Linked DNA regions of Homo sapiens: region 2 is linked to region 1. Evidence: chromatin loops called from intact Hi-C (ENCODE). Cell type or tissue: tibial artery. All regions are shown on one strand. Links, peaks and the distances in the headings refer to the core of each region. The heading gives the core; the rest is flanking DNA. Region 1 overlaps HROB (homologous recombination factor with OB-fold). Region 2 holds the start of PYY (peptide YY).

What was found. A loop is a pair of places that touch in the nucleus more often than their neighbours do. Peaks named below come from ENCODE experiments on the same cell type or tissue, not always from the same donor. Only the 100,000 strongest peaks of a DNase experiment are listed, where the experiment ranks them.
Region 2: it touches region 1 in a loop (2.6-fold over the local background); 44 of 110 quality-filtered maps call a loop at or near these places.

Annotation. Positions count from the first base shown.
Region 1 is chr17:44,149,036-44,159,550 of GRCh38, reverse strand. It overlaps HROB (homologous recombination factor with OB-fold), which reads right to left. Exons shown (of 10, transcript NM_001171251.3): 4 at 8,507-8,590; 5 at 6,774-6,914; 6 at 4,887-4,995; 7 at 4,613-4,698; 8 at 4,140-4,265; 9 at 1,610-1,718. Among named protein-coding and RNA genes, the nearest start is that of HROB, 12 kb to the right of the region's middle. In tibial artery, for the core only: no CTCF peak of the experiment used is centred there; no DNase peak of the experiment used is centred there.
Region 2 is chr17:43,949,554-43,960,068 of GRCh38, reverse strand. It overlaps PYY (peptide YY), which reads left to right and starts at 6,129. Exons shown (of 4, transcript NM_001394028.1): 1 at 6,129-6,219; 2 at 6,586-6,773; 3 at 6,880-6,960; 4 at 7,089-7,336. The coding sequence starts at 6,586. The coding sequence ends at 7,113. RefSeq lists an enhancer at 6,591-7,094. In tibial artery, for the core only: no CTCF peak of the experiment used is centred there; no DNase peak of the experiment used is centred there; H3K27me3 peaks cover 5,246 bases.

The DNA of each region.
Region 1 (10,515 bases), core at 1,464-9,463:
CATTGGTGGTAGTGGCCCCTTGGGCCCAGCTGTCTTTCCTACTTTCTCTTAGTCTTGTGTCTTATTTTTCTATAATCTCTCGTCTCTGCATACGAAGAGAAAACCCACAAGGCCCAGTAGGGCTGGACCCTACATCTGGCACCCAACTCTTGTCTTCTGGTCACTTCTCACAATGTCCCTTCAGCTCTTGACTCTATATTGGCTGGTTTTTTTCTCAGTTATAATAATAATACAGAAATTAGTACTAAAAACTAATGATTGGTAATATCCATATATAATCATCTCTATATCCTATTTCTAGTATAACTTTTCTTATTCTAACTATTTTCTGTATTATACTGGAACAGTTTGTGCCTTCAGTCTCTTGCCTCGGCACCTGGGTAGGTTTCTGCCCACATATAATCCTGTGAACTTTGGGGCCAGACAGGATTGAATTTTTGGAATTGAAAAGCTAAAGACCAGGCTGGGCACGGTAGGTCATGCCTCTAATCCCAGTACTTTGGGAGGCAGAGACAGAAGGATCGCTTGAGCCCCAAGAGTTCGAGGCCAGCCTGGGCAACATGGCAAAACTGTCTCTACAAAAAATTTAAAAATTGCTGGGCATGGCCGGGCGCGGTGGCTCACGCCTGTAATCCCAGCACTTTGGGAGGCTGAGGCGGGCAGATCGCGAGGTCAGGAGATCGAGACCATCCTGGCTAACACAGTGAAACCCCGTCTCTACTAAAAATACACAAAAAATTAGCTGGGCATGGTGGCGGGCGCCTGTAGTCCCAGCTAATCAGGAGGCTGAGGCAGGAGAATGGCATGAACCCGGGAGGCGGAGCTTGCAGTGAGCTGAGATCGCACCACTGCACTTCACCCTGGGTGACAGAGCGAGACTCCGTCTCAAAAAAAAAAAAAAATTGCTGGGCATAGTGGCACATACCTATAGTCCCAGCTACTCGGGAGGCTGAGGTGGGAGGACTGCTTGAGCCTAGAGGCCGAGGATGCAGTGAGGCGTGTTCATAACACTGCACTCCAGCCTGGGCAACAGAATGAGACCCTGTCGCAAAAATAAAAATTAAAGTAAAAAAAGCTAAAACTAGATCCTGAATGGTGTTAGTTTCACCTGGGTGATGCTGCCTTCTGAGGAAGCAGCTGGCCCAACCACAAGGGGTCTGCATTTGGGCCTCTCTGGTTTGTAGCCTGGTTTTCCCAAAAACCAGTGGACGTCTTGACTCCTCAGCACTCCTCTAAGCTTACTCAGGATGGGAAATCTGCCTCTGTGGTCTGGTCATCAGCCCACAGAGGACTCAGAGTGTGGCACAAAGATAGCGCCTGTCCATCTGGACAGGGGATGGTGATGTTTCCTCCTTGTGGCTGATGGCACATAACCTGAAAATGGGGGAAACCTGTGGATGACACTTTGTTTTACATGGCCCCATCACACTGTTAACGAGTTTGTGGCCTGCAGCCTTGCCAAACAAGACACTGTATCTGATTTCTGTAAGATTATATAAGATCCAAAGATTCATGGAAAGAGGAACAAGATATAGCCAGGAAGATTCTGGTTCAGCTATTCAACAGGAAATAGAACCTCTCTTGCTCCCAGATGGGCTGACTGCTTTACCTGCTTCTGGGAGTTCTTCCTCAGGGGACGCCTCTGCCTCTAGGTTCTGTGCTGTTCTGAAGCCTTCCTCGGGCTTTGCAGCCACATCATGCTGGAAGCTCCCTGAATCCTGGGGACAGAGGATCTGGTTACCAATGCCTGTGTCCCTGAAATCCCTTCAGATGGCACCACCTCTACCCAGACAACCTCAAACGAACAGTGTGGGGCTCAGGAAAGAAACATGATGGGGCCAGGTGTGGTGGCTCACACCTGTAATCCCAGCCCTTTGGGAGGCCGAGGCGGGTGAATCATTTGAGGTCAGGAGTTCGAGACCAGCCTGGCCAACACGGTGAAACCACATCTCTACTAAAAATACAAAAACAGAGCCGGGCATGGTGGCACACGCCTGTAATCCTAGCTACTCGGGAGGCTGAGGCATGAGAATCGCTTGAACCCAGGAGGCAGAGGTTGCAGTGAGCCAATATCGTGCCACTGCACTCCAGCCTGGGGGACAGAGTGAGACCCTTGCTCCAAAAAAAAAAAAAAAAAAAAAAAAAGAAACATGATGGAAGAGTATGGCAGAGGCCAGCCACCCAGGCCCATGCTGAAGGGAGGCAGCTGAAACACCAAACACCCAAAGCAGCAGATAATAAACAAAACAAAAAACAAACCTCTTTTGGCTGATTTGCTTTCCTAGTTCTGTTGGTATCTAATATTTTAGAGATTCTCTATAACTAGAGCAGAGAGTGAAGAGGCCATTCAGAAATACATTGAAGAGTTAGCCTGAGATTTAAAATTAGTTGTTAACAATCCCCAAAGGAATATATAGCTAATATATGGGCAGGTAATTAAAACTGGTAATTAAGGCCAGGCACGGTGGCTGATACCTGTAATCCCAGCACTTTGGGAGGCCAAGGCAGGAGGATCACTTGAGGTCGGGAGTTTGAGACTAGCCTGGCCAATATGGTGAAACCCCATCTCTACTAAAAACACAAAAACTGGGCCTGGCACGCCTAGTTCATGCCTGTAATCCCAATACTTTGGGAGGCTGAGGCAGGTGGATCACAAGGTCAGGAGTTCGAGACCAGCCTGACCAACATGGTGAAATCCCGTCTCTACTAAAAATACAAAAAGTAGCCGAGTGTGGTGGCACACACCTGTAATCCCAGCTACTCAGGAGGCTGAGGCAGGAGAATCACTTGAACCCGGGAGGTGAAGTTGCAGTGAGCTGAGAACATGCCACTGCACTACAGCCTGGGTGACAGAGTGAGACTCCATTTCAAAAAAAAAAAATAAATAAATACCGGTAATTAAATGGTTAACCATGGTTAGTCCTAGGAAATAGGAGTGGGGAAGGGTAGGACCCATTTTTTGCTTATTCTGTGCTATTTTGATTTATTTCAATAAGTATAGATAATTTGAAATTTAAAAGAAAAATAGGCCGAGCACGGTGGCTCATGCCTATAATCCCAGCACTTTGGGAGGCCAAGGCAGGCCAATCACCTGAGGTCAGGAGTTCGGGACCAGCCTGGCCAATATGGCAAAACTCTGTCTCTACTAAAAAATACAAAAAGATTTAGTTGGGCATGGTCCCAGCTGTTCGGGAGGCTGAGGTGGGAGAATCGCTTGAATCTGGAAGGCAGAGGTTGCATTGAGCCAAGGTCACGCCACTGCACTCTGGCCTGGGTGACAGAGCAAAACTGTCTCAAAAAAAAAAGAAAAGAAAAGAAAGAAAAAGAAAGGGTTTAGAAGTGGGGTGATTTTGAGAGAATGTGGAGGGGCTAAGGGGAAAGATGAGGAAAATGGAAGTGGAAAGTTGGAGCTTAGATGAAAACCTCTGTCTAAGATGACTAGAGGTCATCAAGTCAAACGTACTATAGATGAAGCTGTTGCAAGGGAGGCAACAGGACTTGCCCAAGGTCACAGTACACGTTTTCAGTACACAAGATCCTAGGAAGGTGGTGGGGGCAGGGCAAGTCAAGCCCAGGCTCTACACTCTCAACCTGGAGTGGATCTGCCTGGAAGCCCATGCTTACCTCCCATAAATGCCAAATGCTCGTCTCGGTTCCTAAAGAGGATGTCCCCACCAGTGCTCTGTGCAGCTTCCCCCTAATTTAGCAGAGGCAGATGCCAAGAGGGAAGACACAGAGCAGGTGCTGGCTCACCTGACAGGCCATTTGTAGCTCACTGTTCTCCACACTGCCACCTGTAGCAGATCTGACCCTCGGTCATTTACTGCCACCACCCCCTGGTGGGCCCTCCACTTGGTTAGTTCTCAAGTGACTCCTATCCTCTCAGATGTTCAAGCCTGCCATCAGATGCTCAGGGATCACCAAGAAGCCAGCTGCTCCTCTAGGTACTGTTACTGAGCCATCTGCCAGGCGGCTGGATGAGGGATAGGAGATGGTCCTGTCCCCAAAGATACCTTTTCACCTCAGAGCACCTGCCCCCTTCAGACCTCTGCTCCCCAGGGTGGAAGAGAGGAAGAAATCAGAAGATCCAGGCAGAAGGAGGGCCTTACCAGTCTCCCGTTTCTTCCTGCTCCTCTTACCTTGGGGAAGGGCTGAGATGGCTTGAGGAAGCTCCCATCCCCAGAATCCGGGCTGTAAATATGGACCAGGTTGTTGGGTGTCACGTTGAGGTAGTGATTTCGAAGTGAAGGAGAAAACACTCCAATCTGGAGTCAAGGAAAGGGAAGGTCAGTGTCCTGATGGAGCACTGGGAGCTGCCAGATGGACACCTGGCTCCCACCTGCCTTTCACTTGGTGTCCTCTGCCTAGCCTTGGTGCCAGAAGAGAACCATTTGCCACAATCTCCCCTTAACACAACCCTCCATCCCTATCCACCCTGAAGAATGGGGGCCAGCTCAAGGGCCACAGGCCTTCCCTGAGCTCAAGCCAGGGCCTAGCAATGGTTCAGCCACTCCGTGCCTGGTGTTGTAGAGGAAGGCAGCCAAACAGGTAAGGAGACAGACACTGAGGGCTCTATCCGGGGGGCAGTGGTGTGGAGAGCTGCTCCCCATACCTGCTTCAGCAGCAGCACTGAGCCAGGCTTCAGCTCATTCTGGCACGTCTCCAGCAGCAACCTGTGCACCGTCCCCTGCATCTCTCCTGCAAATACCACATGGCCCATCAGTCTCGGGGTCAAGGGCAGCACAGCGACTGGTATGGGCCCTGGCTGGGAAGTGGGCTGCTCACTGCCTCAGTTTTCCTGTCTGCAAAGGGAGAGGGTGATTCCACCTCATTTCCTGGCCTCAATGGAGCCCACTCACCAGACAACCTAGGACCTAATTCCTTACCCGTGGGGTCCTTGAAAACCACACTGGCGTCCATTGTGCTCCGAGTCAGGGACTTGATCATCACCGCCATGTTGGGGACCTTGTTCCTAGGAAGCTGCTTCAGGGCTGCCTGCTTACAAGGAGAGGCATATGCTGAGCCTTCCACGGCCCACTTGTGACTTCCCAGGTCTCCAAGTGTGCCAGGGCAACCGGGGTTAGGAGGGGTCAGAGTATAGTTATAGTGATGATCTTCTTTGTGGAGGACAAGGAGGTACCCCATCTCTCTCTGACAGACCTAGAGCTGGGAGGTCCTTCATTTCTCTCCCCTGCCTCCGTTCTTTTTTATTTTTTGAGAGGGAGTTTCGCTCCCAGGCTGGGTGCAATGGCACAATCTTGGCTCACTGCAACCTCCACCTTCTGGTTTCAAGCGATTCTCCTGCCTCAGGCTCCCAAGTAGCTGGGATTACAGGCGCCCACCACCACGCCCGGCTAATTTTTGTATTTTTAGTAGAGACAGGGTTTCACCATGTTGGCCAGGCTTGTCTTGAACTCCTGACCTCGTGATCCACCCACCTCGGCCTCCCAAAGTGCTGGGATTACAGGCATGAGCCACCGCACCCGGCCTATTTTTTTATTTTTGAGATGGAGTCTCGCTCTGTCGCCCAGGCTGGAGTACCATGGCACGACCTTGGCTCATTGCAACCTCCGCCTCTGGGTTCAAGCGATGCTCCAGCCTCAGCTTCCTGAGTAGCTGGACTTACAGGCGTGTGCCACCAAGCCTGGCTAATTTTTGTATTTTCAATAGAGGGGGTTTCACCATGTTGGCCAGGCTGGTCTCGAACTCCTGACCTCAAGTGATCTGCCCGCCTCAGCCTCCCAAAGTGCTGGGATTACAGGCGTGACCCACCCCGCCTGACCTGTTTGGTTTTTGTTTTTTTCTTGAGTCGGAGTTTCACTCTTATTGCCCAGGCTAGAGTGCAATGGCACATCTTGGCTCACCGCAACTTCTGCCTTCCAGGTTCAAGCAATTCTCCTGCCTCAGCCTCCTGAGTAGCTAGAATTACAGGCATGTGCCAACACGTCCGGCTAATTTTGTATTTTTAGTAGAGACAGGGTTTCTCCAGGTTGGTCAGGCTGGTCTTGAACTCGCGACCTCAGGTGATCCGCCCGCCTTGACCTCTCAAGATTATAGGTGTGAGCCACCACGCCCGGCCTTGGGTTTTTTTTAAAGGAGACAAGCTCTCGCTCTATTGCCCCGGCTGGAGGGCAGTGGCACGATCATAGTTCACTGTAGCCTCAACCTCCTAAGATCAAGTGATCCTCTGGCCTCAGCCTCCCTAGTAGCTGGGACTATAAGACATGTGCCACCACATCCAGCTGATTTTTTTTTTTTGTATTTTTTTGTAGAGACAGGGTCTCGCTTTGTTGCCCAGGCTGGTCTCGAACTCCTGACCTTTGTGATCCTTCCACCTCAGCCTCCTAAAATGCTGGGATTACAGGTGTGAGCCACTGTGTCCAGCACTTTCTTTTGTTTATATGTGTTTACACAATGTTCCATCATAACAGTCACAGGCAGGGATATGTTGGCACATGTACTGGCATGTCTCTGCACACAACCCTTAACCACTAGGGAGATTTGAGGGTGGCAGTGTGCTCACCCCACCCCACCCAGGGCCTGGAAGTGCAGAGGCATACCATAACCCACTCTCTCCTTCCACCTGGGCCCAATCCTATGGATGACAGTGAAAAGGTAGGTAAGTGGAAGATACAACCAAAGGGGCTTCGTGCTGCTACTTGTATAGGGTACGAGGGAGCAAACAGCCCCTTCCTAAGGTGGAGTAGGGCAGTAGGTCAGAGAGAGGGAGAAAAATGGTCTTTCCTTTGGGTCTCAGCACCCAGAATCCTTACCTTGCGCAGCACCATGACAATGCTGTAGGTACAGAGGAAGCAGCTAGGGTCTCTCTCATCCAGGCCTAGCGTGGATTTCATGGTCAGCCAGGGCCCTCGCCCAAAATCCTCCTCCACAGATGCCTGGGAACTAGCAACAATCTGGTACCACAGAGCAGAGGGGGAGCCTGTATGAATAGGTCTACCTTGCTACAGACTCTTGATTGAAACAGGGTGGAAGGGTGAGAGAGGAAAGGCAAATCCCCTCGGAAAAACTGTAGTACAATGGCCACAGTCTCTCCTCTCATTTATCTCCAAGGCCAGAAAATGGTATGTGACATCTTTTTTTTCTCTTTTTCTTTTTTTTTTTTCTGATTGCTTTGGCATTTGAAGCACGTGAAAATCTTGTCGCGTATCACAGGTTTCATTCAGCAGATACTCTTTTTTTTTCTTTTTAAAATCAGGTCCTGTCTGCAGGACTAGGTATGAAAAACAAATTTTTAATAAAATCAGCTCCTGGGCCAGACGCGGTGGCTCACACCTGTTATCCCAGCACTTTGGAAGGCCGAGGCGGGTGGATCACCTGAAGACAAGAGTTCGAGACCAGCCTGGCCAACATGGTGAAACCTCGTCTCTACTAAAAATACAAAAATTGACTGGGCGCAGTGGCTCACACCTGTTACCCCAGCACTTTGGGAGGCCAAGGCGGGCAGATCATGAGGTCAGAAGATGGAGACCATCCTGGCTAACATGGTGAAACCCCGTCTCTACTAAAAATACAAAAATTAGCCAGGCATGGTGGCACACGCCTGCAGTCCCAGCTACTCAGGAGGCTGAGGCAGGAGAATAGCCTGAACCCAGGAGGCGGAGGTTGCAGTGAGCCGAGATCACGACACTGCACTCCAGCCTGGGCAACAGAGCGAGAATCCGTCTCAAAAATAAAATAAAATAAAATAAAATAACATAAAATAACATAATAAAATAAAATAAAATAAAATCAGCTCCTGACTTTAACTGCATTGAAGCAGAAGGCTATCTACGCTTATTTTTTGTAACAGACTCAAAAAGTCTTAGGGGTAGGGATCCACCACATATATTTATAGGCTTCCAGAGTGGCTTAGCCATTTTGAAACCAGTCATATTCTATTTGGCATGCTTCTAGCTTTAACAATTAACCTTCTTACATTAATACATGCTTTGAATCCAGAGAGTATCTGCTGCTTTGGATCTGAAATGGACTGGCAGATCTGCGGAGCTACAGCAGAGAAAAAATACTGGGGAGAATTAAAAGCAAAACTGGGTTTGAGGGCAGAGCAGGTCAACCAGAACCCCAAGGAGAAGGGAAGCAGGGTCTCACCCACCAAAGGGAACCCAGCAAAGGCAAGAGAAGGCAGATCCTTCCCAGCTCAGTTCTCAGAAACCTGAGAGGAAGGGCTCCTGAGACACAATCTCATAATACTTATCACAGTCTCCTCCCCCAGGGGAAGCTGGAGCTAGCTGGGCCTTTATTTCTTAGATGGGAAAGAAGGCTGGACCCATGGCATCAGATAATACCTACCTGGCACCAGGACAGGCCTCACTTAATGCCAGTAAAATTGCTGCCTCCCCCAACTACCTGCCTCAAATGCCTTTTAGTGTGTGACACCAGCAAACAGGCCTAGCAGCATCAGCTCTTGATTCTTAACTCCTGAAACACACAGGGACGCCCCTCACTCTCAAATCACACCCAGAAAGTTAACATTTGCATAAGTTACCTCTGTCTGGAATTTAGCCAGAGCACCATGGGTTGGAGTTTGGGGCGCGGAAACCATGATGTCCTCCAGACTTCTCCCACTCTGCTAAGAGGGGAGGGAAGGAGAAGATGAGAGCAAGCTTAGCAGCTGTTATTTACAAGTACAGCTTATTGTCTGGTTTACATAATGAGTTCAGGAAATGATCAGGGACTATTAACACATATTACATCTCTCCTAACAAAGTCTCAGGAGCCTCTTTGGCAGCTCAAAAAAGATACTTTGGGGATTGGTTTGAAAACGTGAGGAAGCCGGAGCTCGCCCAGGTGCAAAAACCAGGGCTGCCTGAAGGGGGCAGTGACCCAAATAGAGAGGCCTGGCTGGGCGTGGCGGCTCACACCTGTAATCCCAGCACTTTGGGAGGCTGAGGCGGGTGGATCACCTGAGGTCAGGAGTTCGAGACCAGCCTGGCCAACATGGAGAAACCCCCATCTCTACCAAAAATACAAAAATTAGCCAGGCGTGGTGGCCCATGCCTGTAATGCCAGCTACTTGGAAGGCTGAGGCAGGAGAATCACTTGAAGCTGGGAGGTGGAGGTTGCAGTGAGCCGAGATTGTGCCACTGCACTCCTGCCTGGACGAGAGAGCAAGACTCTGTCTTAAAAAAAAAAAAAAAGAAAGAAAGAAAGAAAAATTGAGAGGCCTGTGATGAGCAAAGGGGCAGCTTTCCCCAAGTCCTAACCCTTTCCTCCAGGGAGATCCAGCCCAGGAGGAACATAGACGGCCTCTTTGGATATCTGCTAACATGCTAGGGAAGAGCAAGTAACAGGCAGAAATTGTTTCAAACACCCTTAAAATGGGAGGAAGAGGGCACACCTATCACAACCAGTCCAGATCCTCAGAGTCCAATTATCTGGGATCTGATCCAAGACTAGTTTAATCCAAGTCTCACCAGGGCTGTCTCCTTTTCAGCCCCAGCTTCCCCACACCTGCCACAATGAACTGTTCTGTGGATCTGAGAGCACCTTGCTCTTCTGCCTCTGTGCCCTTACACATGCTCTTCCCTGCTTTCCCACTGCCAGAACATCCACAGAGCACAGCGCCCGCTCCGCCACACACCTGTTAACCTCCTACTCATCCATCCAAAGCCCACTCAGCAAGCCTAAGGCAGAGCCAGTGTCTTCCCAGCACCCAGGGAATGACCCCTGTTCACACTGTGTGCTTTGTGCATGTTTGTTTGTTTACATCTGTTTCTTCCATTTCACTGTAAGTTCTTTAGGACAGGAACTGTTTCTTTTAATCTCTGTATTCTCAGTTCCAAGCAAATTGTCCAACACATAAGACCTTAACAAATGCACAAGAATGACTTCCTGCCCTAGTGCACACCTGTAGTCCCAGCTATATGGGAGGCTAAGGCGGGAGAATGGCTTGAGCCTAGTTCATGACCAGCCTGAGCAACATAGCCAATCTCTAATTCTTAAAAAAAGGAAAAGAGGGTCTTCTTAAAAAAAGGAAAAGAGGGTCAGGCGTGGTGGCTCACGCCTATAATCCCAGCACTTTGGGAGGCCGAGGCGGGCAGATCACTTGAGGTCAGGAGTTCGAGACCAGCCTGGCCAATATGGTGAAACTCTGTCTCTACCAAAAACACAAAAATTAGCCAGGCATGGTGGCGGGGGCCTGTAGTCCCAGCTACTCAAGAGGCTGAGGCAGGAGAATCGCTTAAACCCAGGAGGCAGAGGTTTCAGTGAGCTGAGATTGCGCCACTGCACTCCAGCCTGGATGTTGCAGCAAGACTCCATCTCAAAAAAAAAAAAGGAGAAGAAAAAAGAAAATTATGATGTCCTCAGAGCCTTAAGCACTTCTTCACAGTGGATTTTCTAGCATTCAGTTCTTCCCTTTTATTTCTCCTGCAGCTTTGAAAAGCCTCTCTGCACTTCCTTCCTTCCTTCTCTGCAAGAGGGAAGATATGCTAGGGCTGGACAGTGCTGGAACCCTGCTTCTCTCCCTTGCCCACCAAATCCTAGAAAGCCAGC
Region 2 (10,515 bases), core at 944-8,943, 200 kb after region 1:
TTAGCTAATATGTTCACATGTTGACTGACTGATTCAATAACCTAGGAGCACACACATGCCAGTATCACATCAGATGCCAGGAGCCACAAAGACACAAGTCCATAAGGGCCTGGTGAATCAGGGAGCTGACTGTGTCTGACCTAGGTCAGAACTGTTTCTCCCTGAATCCATACCTCTTTCAGGACTTGAGTTTCTGCACCTGCAGCACAGGCCTCTTGAGACTGTTGGGCCCTTAAAAAAGTTTTGGATTCAAACAGGAGCATTCATGTGGAGGGGATGTGCGCAGAACTCACAGGGGCTGGCGCCCAGGGACCCTCACAGTATCTAATTTCAGGCTTCGCAACACACACCAGCATTTTATTTTTATTTTTATTTTTTTTCTTTTTTGAGACGTAGTCTCGCTCTGTCACCCAGGCTGGAGCGCTGTGGAGCGATCTTGGCTCATTACAATCTCCGCCTCCCAGGTTCAAGTGATTCTCCTGCCTCAGTCTCGCAAGTAGCTGGGATTATAGGCATGCATCACCATACCCAGCTAATTTTTGTATTTTTAGTACAGACAGGGTTTCGACATGGCCAGGCTGGTCTCAAACTCCTGGCTTCAGGTGATCCGCCCGCCTTGGTCTCCCAAAGTGTGGGGATTACAGGCATGAGCCACTGCACCCAGCCTATTTTTATTGGTTTTTAAAAATTCTTTGGTTGTTATTTAAGCCATTAAATAGAAATACCCTTTAAACATTCAAACTATATTGGAAATATATAAAGTACTAGAGAAGCCCTTGTTTTGATATAAACAGGTCTGAGTCATTGACCAGTGTTTTGAAAAAGTCAGCTTAAATGGGCAATCATAAAGACACATACAGGTCTTAGTCACTTTGTTTTGATTTCAAACACAAAATTCACATTGAGGCACGAATTTTTCTTTGGGTGTCTTGACTCAAATTACCCTTTGACTTTCTTGCATAAATCACACCCACAATCCTATAATTTGTCACCTGTTATTTCCAGTTTCTTTAAACTTAAAGACACTTGTGAAGCAATCTGATGTAGCACACTTCTAGATTTTTAGGATTTTCCCTTAATGGTTTATCTTTCACATCTAATTCAACATGTCAGCAAATCTCTTTGTGTATTACTTCCAAAGCATTTAACGTAGTTTGCAAGGAAACAATTCTTTATGCACTCATATTTCATCAGTTTATATAATATTTAATTCAATTATATGATTACAATGACAAATACACCTGGCATAAACAGGCTAGGGACACATCCAACCAAAAGGCAACTCAACCCAGAGGTAGCTGAATTCTTGCTTTTCTAGACCAGGGGTCAGCAAACTACGGCCCTGTGGGCCTGTTTTTGTACATTCTATGGGTTAAAATGCCTTTTAGGGGCCGGGTGTGGTGGCTCACACTCGTAATCCCAGCACTTTGGGAGGCCAAGGCAGGCGGATCACTTGAGGCTGGGAGTTCGAGACCAGCCTGGCCAACATGGTGAAACCCCATCTCTACTAAAAATACAAAAATTAGCCAGGCGTGGTGGCATGTGCCTGTAATTCCAGCTACTTGGGAGGTTGAGGCAGGAGAATCTCTTGAAGGAAGGCAGAGGTTGCAGTGAGCTGAGATCATGCTGCTGCACTCCAGCCTGGGTGACACAGTAAGACTCCGTCTCAAAAAAAAAAAAAATGCCTTTTAGGTCAGGCACAGTGACTCACACCTATAATCTCAGCATTTTGGGTGGCTGAGGCCGAAGGATCCCTTGAGCTCAATAATAATAAAAAGAATGGCTTTTAAAGTGGTTGAATCTGTAAACAGTTGAAATAAACTAAAAAAATTTTATGACATGAAAATTATATAAAATTCAAACTTTAATGTCTGTAAGTAAAGATTTACTGAAGCACTACCATGCCCATTCTTTTTTTTTTTTTTTTTTTTTTGGTGTATTCAGTGGCTGCTTTCAAGCTACGGTGGATGAACCTAACGGTGTCAACAGAAACTCTATGGACCACAAAGCCTAAAATATTTACTATCTGCTCCTTTACAGAGTTTGCCTACCTCTGTCCTAGAGCGAAGCCTGAGCCTTGGGCGCGCAGCACACCACAAGTATCTGTTACTGTGTTTTGCAGAAGCTTCAGGTAAGAGGGAGAGCTCCTAGGAGAGCTCCTACCATAAAAAGTGAAAATCCCTTACTTCTTGGCATCGCTGTTTCCTAAACCCACCCCCTGCTCTTCTCAAGGTAGCTTCATGGTTTGCTTCCTCACTTCCTTCCTGGGCTCAAGTGAGCGATCCTCCAACGTGGTCTCCCAGCGCACTGGGAAAGACATGAGCCACTACACCCGGCTCTGATTTTTCTCTATAGCACTTATCAGACATATTCCATGCTTATTTATTTATTTATGTATTTATTCATTTATTTGAGACAGATTCTCACTCTGTCACCAAGGCTGGAGTGCAGTGGCACCATCTCGGCTCACTGCAACCTCTGCCTCCTGGATTCAAGTGATTCTCATGCCATAGCCTCCTAAGTAGCTGGATTACAGGCGCCCGCCACTGCGCTTGGCTAATTTTTGTAGTTTTAGTAGAGACGGGGTTTCACCATGTTGACCAGGCTGGTCTTGAACTCCTGGCCTCAGATGATCCACCTGCCTTGGCCTCCCAAAGTGCTGGGATTACAGGCGTGAGCCACCGCACCCAGCCTCCATGCTTATTTATTTATTTTCTATTTCCTGTCACTAGAATGTGAGCTCTATAAGGGCAAGGATTTTGCCTGTTTGTTCACTACTCTATCCCAGTGCCTAGATCAGTGCCTGGCACACAGCAGGGACTTAAGTGCTTGTTGAATGAGGATTGAATTACTTTTTTTTTTTTTTTTTTTTGGAGACAGTTTCACTCTGTCGCTCAGGCTGGAGTACAGTGGCGCGATCTTGGCTCACTGCAACCTCTGCCTCCTGGATTCAAGCAATTTTCCTGCTTCAGCCTCCAGAGTAGCTGGGACTACAGGCATGCGCCACGACGCTTGGCTAATTTTTGTATTTGTAGTACAGATGGGGTTTCACCATGTTGGCCAGGCTGGTCTTGAACTCCTGACCTCGTGATCCACTCACCTTGGCCTCCCAAAGTGCTGGGATTACAGGCGTGAGCACCACGCCTGGCCTGAATTACACTTGCTGTATGACAACCTGCTATCTCTAGGACCCTGGGCATGAGGAAATGCCTGAGGGTGGAAAGCAGTGGAGCAGTGCCACACAGTGCATGGTGATCAAAGTGAGGCCTTGTGTGTGGGGAGTGGGTACAGGCAGGTGGGTGATGGGGTACAGAATTCTAAGCCTCTGGGGATGAATGGCAGAGGCCACACCATCTTGATGAGTGGCCCTTGAGCCCACTGGACAAGGAGAATTGTTGGCTGGGGTCCAGGTCCATGGTCTCCCTGACTTGGGGTGGCCTTGCCAGGTGCTCTCAGAATGGGGACCATTCTGATTCTGTCCCCTCCCCTTTGATTCTGTCCCCCACCCTTCAAGGACAAACCGGAGGCAGGTCCTGGTCTCACTTCTACAAAAACAATTGTTTCTGAAGTTTCCCCCCTCACACCCTAGACATGTCTCATGGCCACTGAGTCATGCAGCAATGATGGGTGTGGGTGTGTGGATCGGGGGGTGGCTGAGCCCATTGATCGAGGGCTGAGACATTTTCCCCGCTAATCAACAAGTTAATAAGCTCTTCGATGAGGAGGCGGTGATTAATGAACCAATCAGCTTGCCCTGTAATTGGGGAGTGAGATTGGAGGGTGGGGGTATGAGGGATAGAGAGGGTTTGCGGGGATGTGCGGCTGGCTCCTGGTCCACACTGAGACCACCTAGGGGCCCATTTACTTTGGCTATAAATGAGGAAGTGACTTCTTCAGAGGTTGTAGCCCGAATTCAGGCCACCCCATGCCCTCTAGCTTCTACAGTGTCTCTCCTCTCTTCCCATCTGTCCTTGGACTCCACATTCCCCAAGACATGACAGGGTTCCAGGGATGTCAGATTCCCCATGGCCATCTCACAGTTTCCTTCGTCTCTGTCCAGAATCGGTGCACTAGAAATCCCCTACCAGCACCATGGTTAGTGCCGCCGCAGGGTCAGAAGAGCAAATAGCCCCCTACTCTCTGGTATCCTTGCCCCCGTTAGCCTGCAGGGTCCTTCTCTAGGCCCTGATCCCTGGGATCACAGATGTCCTAACCAGCCCCCACTGCTCCCTCCATCCTAGGGTGAGCACCTGTCTTTTGTCTTTCCATGGAGGAATGGAATTATTTGATTTCTGCTGTCTCCCCTCCAAACAGGACAAAGGCTGTCTCTGTCTCTCTGTATCTGTTCTGGGAACCGCTCATACTGGGGCTCCCCTATGACATGGCCATATCTCTCCTTTGAGACTGGGGTTCTTGAAGGGCAGGGGTGTGTCTTGCCCCCTGGATGAGGGCTCCCTAAGAAGAATGATTTTTCTCCTCCCTCCAAGGGCAGGATCTATGTCCCCTTGTCCTGGTGTCCTCTTCCACCCCCATGCTCAGCAGGGCACCCTGGTGTTTCCTGGGATGTGGAGTCCCATGGGGCCTGACTGGCTGATAAGGAGCCATTTCCGGAGAATGCAGGTGATTGAACCCATAAAATGGTGACAGAGAGCCCTGAACTCCCCATCTCAGGAGAGCTCTAAAAATAGCGCCCACAGCCATCTGTCCTGGGGCTGGAGGGGCTGGCTCAGAACCAAGGGCCTGGACAAGTTGGCCCCATCAGTCCCTATGGGCCGATGGGACATCTGGAAGTACTGGAGGTCTGGCGAGGCCAGGGAGAGGAAGCTGGAAGGGCTTTATGGGGAGACCTTCCCACAGCCCTTTCTCCTCCTGGGCAGGTGGGTTTGAGGGGGTTGGCAGTCTGAAGGTCCTTCCCCTACTCCGCCTCTCAGAGTGGGTGTGGGCCCTAGACTTAGTCTTCGGGTCCCTGCTCCCAGGCCTGCCTCTGGCGCCCCAATGGCTACTCCAGGTGCTGAGCCTTTCTGCCCCTCACAATTGAGAGGTCCTCTTCCTGGGTTCTGCCTCACCCTGCTTTTCCTGTTTGAATTGTGGGTGAGCTTGGCTGCTCCATCACCTCCCAGGGCTTCAGTTTCCTCATCTGGAAAATGGAGATAAACTCAGCTCATCGTCTTGTGATGCCCGAAATTATGCACTACCTAGTGCATAGTAGGTGCTTAATAAACACGAGTCCTTTCCTTCAAAGGATCTGGGCTTAGAGCCCAGTGGAGACTGCCATGGGCTGGGGACAGTGGCATGTGCCTGGGAAGCCTTGGCATCACTCAGGCCCAGAAGACACCAGTGCTCTGAATGACACCTGCATAGGGGTGGAGACACTCTGCCTTGGGAGGGGGCTCTATACCACACATGGCTGGACTGGGGTCTGTGTGTGCCAGTCTGGATACACAGGTGGCCGACTCAGCTGCTTCTGGCGGGGAGATTGGTTTCTGCCTCCTCCTGCCTCTTTTCCAACTCTTTAATAGAGAGAGGACATAATGGAGTGTTCAGAGAGGCCTCTCCCCAAGACACCATAAACTGCAGGTCAGGAGCCAAGGTCAGGTGCTCCCACCCTGCCTCCAGGAGAAAGACTTTCCCCAAAAGGTCCTGTCATTCCTCAGCCCTTCTCCAAGGTATTACTGAACAGAGGCTGAAAAGGGTTGTCTTTTGGAAAGAGTGGTCACACATCCCACGGACTGGAGGGAATGTGTCCACCCTCCCACCCCCAACTCCCATCCACGGACAGGCTAGGGAAGACAGAATCTCAACCCTGGTCCTAGGGGCTGCCCCAGGAGTCTAGATCCAACCGCTTCACTTCCTCAGGAGGCTAGACCTGCCACTGGGGGGCTGTGGGGTGAACATGGGGTTCAGGCTGGGTACCCCATCCAGTGAGACCACGAATCTGAGCATGGCAACTGCCCCCTCAGCTCCTGCGAGGTGGAGACATCACGCACTGGCTGGGTATAAGCTCAGCGATCTGGCGAGGGTGGAAGGAGGGAGGAAGAAGGGCCCACCCCCTGCTGGCTCCCCCTCCCCCTGGGACTCCCCCTCCCTTTCCAGGCGGGGATATAAGCCCCACAAGGAAAGCGCTGAGCAGAGGAGGCCTCAGCTTGACCTGCGGCAGTGCAGCCCTTGGGACTTCCCTCGCCTTCCACCTCCTGCTCGTCTGCTTCACAAGCTATCGCTGTGAGTGGCTGGGGGCTCAAGCCTGGGGAAACCCAGGCTGTTTTGTGGGGAAACTGAGGCTGGGATGGTGGAAGCTGGGGGTGAGTGGTAGGAAACTGGATTGGAGGGGGCCATCGGAGGTGGGAAGGAGGCCAGCAGCGGGGGTGGGGGTGGGGAGGCAGGCAGGGCTTATGCTCCTCTGACATGAGGAAACTGAGTCAGGAGACGGTGCAGTGCCCAAGAACACACAGCAAGCCCGGTGGCTGAGCCTTGGTCCGGTACCAGCCCCAGGGAGAGCGTCGGAGCGCGGCCCCGACGGCAGCCGCAGCCTCCCGCCGTGTAGGGTCGAGGCTTGGAATGACCCACGTCCCAATGTCGCCTTCCCAGATGGTGTTCGTGCGCAGGCCGTGGCCCGCCTTGACCACAGTGCTTCTGGCCCTGCTCGTCTGCCTAGGGGCGCTGGTCGACGCCTACCCCATCAAACCCGAGGCTCCCCGCGAAGACGCCTCGCCGGAGGAGCTGAACCGCTACTACGCCTCCCTGCGCCACTACCTCAACCTGGTCACCCGGCAGCGGTGAGCGCAGGCGCGGAGCGGGACCCCTGGGGCTCTCACCCTGCGGCCCCGCTCCACCTGGGGGCGTGGCCAGATCTGACCACGCTCTTCCCTTCCCCGCCCCCAGGTATGGGAAAAGAGACGGCCCGGACACGCTTCTTTCCAAAACGTTCTTCCCCGACGGCGAGGACCGCCCCGTCAGGTCGCGGTAAAAGCGCCCGTTACCACACATCCTGCATCCGAGAGCGCGGCCTGGCCCTACCCTGGCAACATCACTTAACGACGTCTCCCAGGCTCGCCTCCCCAGATCCAATTCCTTCCCCTTCGCTTCCGCAGGTCGGAGGGCCCAGACCTGTGGTGAGGACCCCTGAGGCCTCCTGGGAGATCTGCCAACCACGCCCACGTCATTTGCATACGCACTCCCGACCCCAGAAACCCGGATTCTGCCTCCCGACGGCGGCGTCTGGGCAGGGTTCGGGTGCGGCCCTCCGCCCGCGTCTCGGTGCCCCCGCCCCCTGGGCTGGAGGGCTGTGTGTGGTCCTTCCCTGGTCCCAAAATAAAGAGCAAATTCCACAGAAACGGAATGTATGCCTTTGTATTTCCTTTCCTTTCTCCTTCGTGGAGGTGGCATCCCGTAGAAGTGGAGGGTGGAGGCGTGGGGGCCAGGGAAGAGAAAACCGACTTGGACAGAGGCGCCCCAGGACAAGGCTGGGGCGGGCTGCGGAGTTCCCTCTGCTCGGAGCCCAGGGAAGACTCGACCACCCAGCCTGGAGCTGGACAGCGCCCAGGCCAGGAACTGCTGTGGAAGGAACTCTGGTCGAGTGGGGGCAGGAGTGGATGGAACTCTGGAAGAAGGGGCGGGGAGCGGCGACAGGAGCCTGCTAGGCAGCCTAGGAGAGCAGATGGGGTCAGGGCTGTCCCTCCCCCACCCCGTGAAGCCGAAGACGGCTGGGGGACGAGTCGGGCACCAACACCCCGGGGCGTTTCCCCAGGAGCTGTAGTACTAGCGCCCAGGGCTGGAGTGGCTGGAGGTGAAGTGTAATCCAAAATGGGGCTGTGGAGGAAGAGCCGTGTGGGGGTGAGATGGCTGTACGTGTGCTGGCCGGAGAGGCAGGCCATTTCTACCGTCCCCCTTTCCCTGAGTAGAGGAGCAATGGGAGTGTGGAGGCTGCCCTATCCCTAAGAAACCTCCCTCCCCAATCTCGCTGAATTCACACGCAGTGGATAAGTCACGAACTGTTCTTTCTTAGTGACAAGGCCATAGGGACACCCTCCATGTACCCCCCTCCCCTGGACTAGCTACTGAAGCCTAAAGGCTCTGTGGATGTTTAAACTGGAATCCAACTCGAATCCCTCACCACTCTGTACCTATTCCAGAGCCTGCCTGCAGACTGATCTCCCCTGACATCCACCCTTCCCTGCCCCTTTCCTCCAAGAAGCTTGCCTTGATTGCCCAATTGCACTCTTCCTGCCCTCTCTAACTGCCCAGCTCTCAGGGCCTCTGCTCTGTTCACTGAGAGTTCTATGTCTCTGTGTCCTGTCTCCCTCCTGGGGCCTCAAGAAGGAAGGGCCTATGTCTCCTTCCTGGGACACAGCCTCCTGTATCTGTGGGCTCTCTTCTGGGACTCCAGTTCAGCAAGACCTGCCCAAATCTGAAGCAGGGCACTAGGAGATGAGGGGGGAAATCAGGTTGACTTCAAAACCTGTGACCCAGAGAGGGGAAAAACGACAGGAAGGCTGGGGGCATCCTTGCAGCGGATCAGGGGTTTTTTTGTTTTGTTTTTTGTTTTAGAGATGGAGTTTTTGCTTTTGTCGCCCAGGCTGGAGTGCAGTGGTGCGATCTTGACTCACTCCAACCTCCACCTCCTGGGTCCAAGTGATTCTCCTGCCTCAGCCTCCCGAGTAGCTGGGACTACAGGTTCTCACCACCACACCTAGCTAATTGTTGTATTTTTGGTAGAGACGGGGTTTCACCGTGTTGGCCAGGATGGTCTCAATCTCCTGACCTCGTGATCTGCCTGCTTCGGCCTCCCAAAGTGCTGGGATTACAGGCGTGAGCCACCGCGCCTGGGCTGGATCAGGGTTTTTAAGGAGTATTTGCAGTTCAATGGTTCTGGAAGGAGAGAAGACTCTAAAGCTGACTCTGCCATAGCTGCAGAGAAGTTCCCTGCTTGGACACAGGTCCCTTGGGGGCCACAGGGCTCTGACACCCACCCTCCCCTGTGCTGCCCTCCAGCCTCCCTGGAGGTAGAGCTGAAAGGATGAGGCAGAGGAGGCAGGTGGAGGTCACTGGCTATGTGGATTCTGATGCTCTGCGCCTTTGCCCAGGCCACTTTACCTCCTTGCAGAGCCCTTTCCCTCTCTTAAGCCTGGAAGATACTCTCAGGATAGTGGTCACCTCCTCCTGGAAGCCTTGCCTGATTTCTTGGGGATGGAGTTAGTTTCTTTGACTCCCTCTCCCCACTCATTATCTTAGACCCACTTTCCATCCTATTTTGCCTCCTGTCTTCTCTCCTGCAACAGGACAGGTGGGACGAGAGCACACAGTGGCTGCCCTGAGCTTTGGTTCATTGTGTGGGTGGGGAGTGGGAGGATGTGTCTGTGTGTTGGTGTCCATGATCCCCTGTCTATTGGTCTGCCTGGGAGAGCTATAGTCAGTTTAAGGCGGATGGAAGAGAGACCTGGTATGAGTTAGGCATGACCACAGACAATTTCTGCCCAGCTTGACATGTCTCATTGACCATCAGTGACATGGGTCCACCTCATGTTCATTTTGAGGAGTGTTGAGCAGTTTAGGGTAATAACATTATTAATAATTATTATTAGTATAATAATAATGACAATAGCAATAATTATTTTTTCCAAAAAGCACTTATTTATGTGCGAGACACTGAGCTGTTTGTTTTACATATATCATATTACTAGGATATTGATTTGGCTTAAAAAAAAAACAGGTGGAATTAACAGTGGCTTAAACAAGATGGAAATTTATTTCTCTTGCATGAAATGTGAGTGGCACGTGGGGAGTTGGCAGTTGTGCTCCATGAGGGCATCCAAGAGCCCAGGCTCCTCGTTTGTGGCTTCCCCATGCCCTCATCTATGTCATTTACAGGACTGAAGACAGCCCACCATGGCCTCATCTGTGTTCCGGCCAGTGGCAAGGGAGGGAAGGGGAAGGTAAGCACTCTGGTTACTATGTTGTATAATAAGTTACCCTAAAACTTGGCAGCTTCAAGCAACCATTGTACATCACTCAGGATTTTGTGGGTCAGGATCAGGAAGTGCTCCCCCTGGCAGTTCTTGCTTTGAGTCTCACATGCGGATACTATCAGAGGTTGGCAGGGTTGTGGTTAAGGATCCACTGGGCTGATGCCTGAGAAGGCTCATTCGCATGCTAGTGCTGGCTGTTGAGTTCAGCCGGGGCTGTTGACCATTGTACCTACATGTGGCCTCCCCAGTCTGATATTCTTGGGGTAGTTGGACTTAAATGGTAACTGGTCTCCTGCTTGGAGTATTTAAAGAGAATCAGATGAAGATGGCATTGCTGGTTAGTTTGCTAGGGCTGCCATAACAAAGAATCACAGACTGGGTGGTTTAAACAACAGTTCCTGTGGCTAGCAGTCTGAAATGAAGGAGTTGGCAGGTTGATTCCTTCTGATCTGTTCCAGGCCTCTCTCCTTGCCTTGAAGATGGGTGTCTGAGCTGTGCCTCTTCACATCATCTTCCCTCTTTGCATGGCTGTTTCTGTGTCTAAATTTCCCCT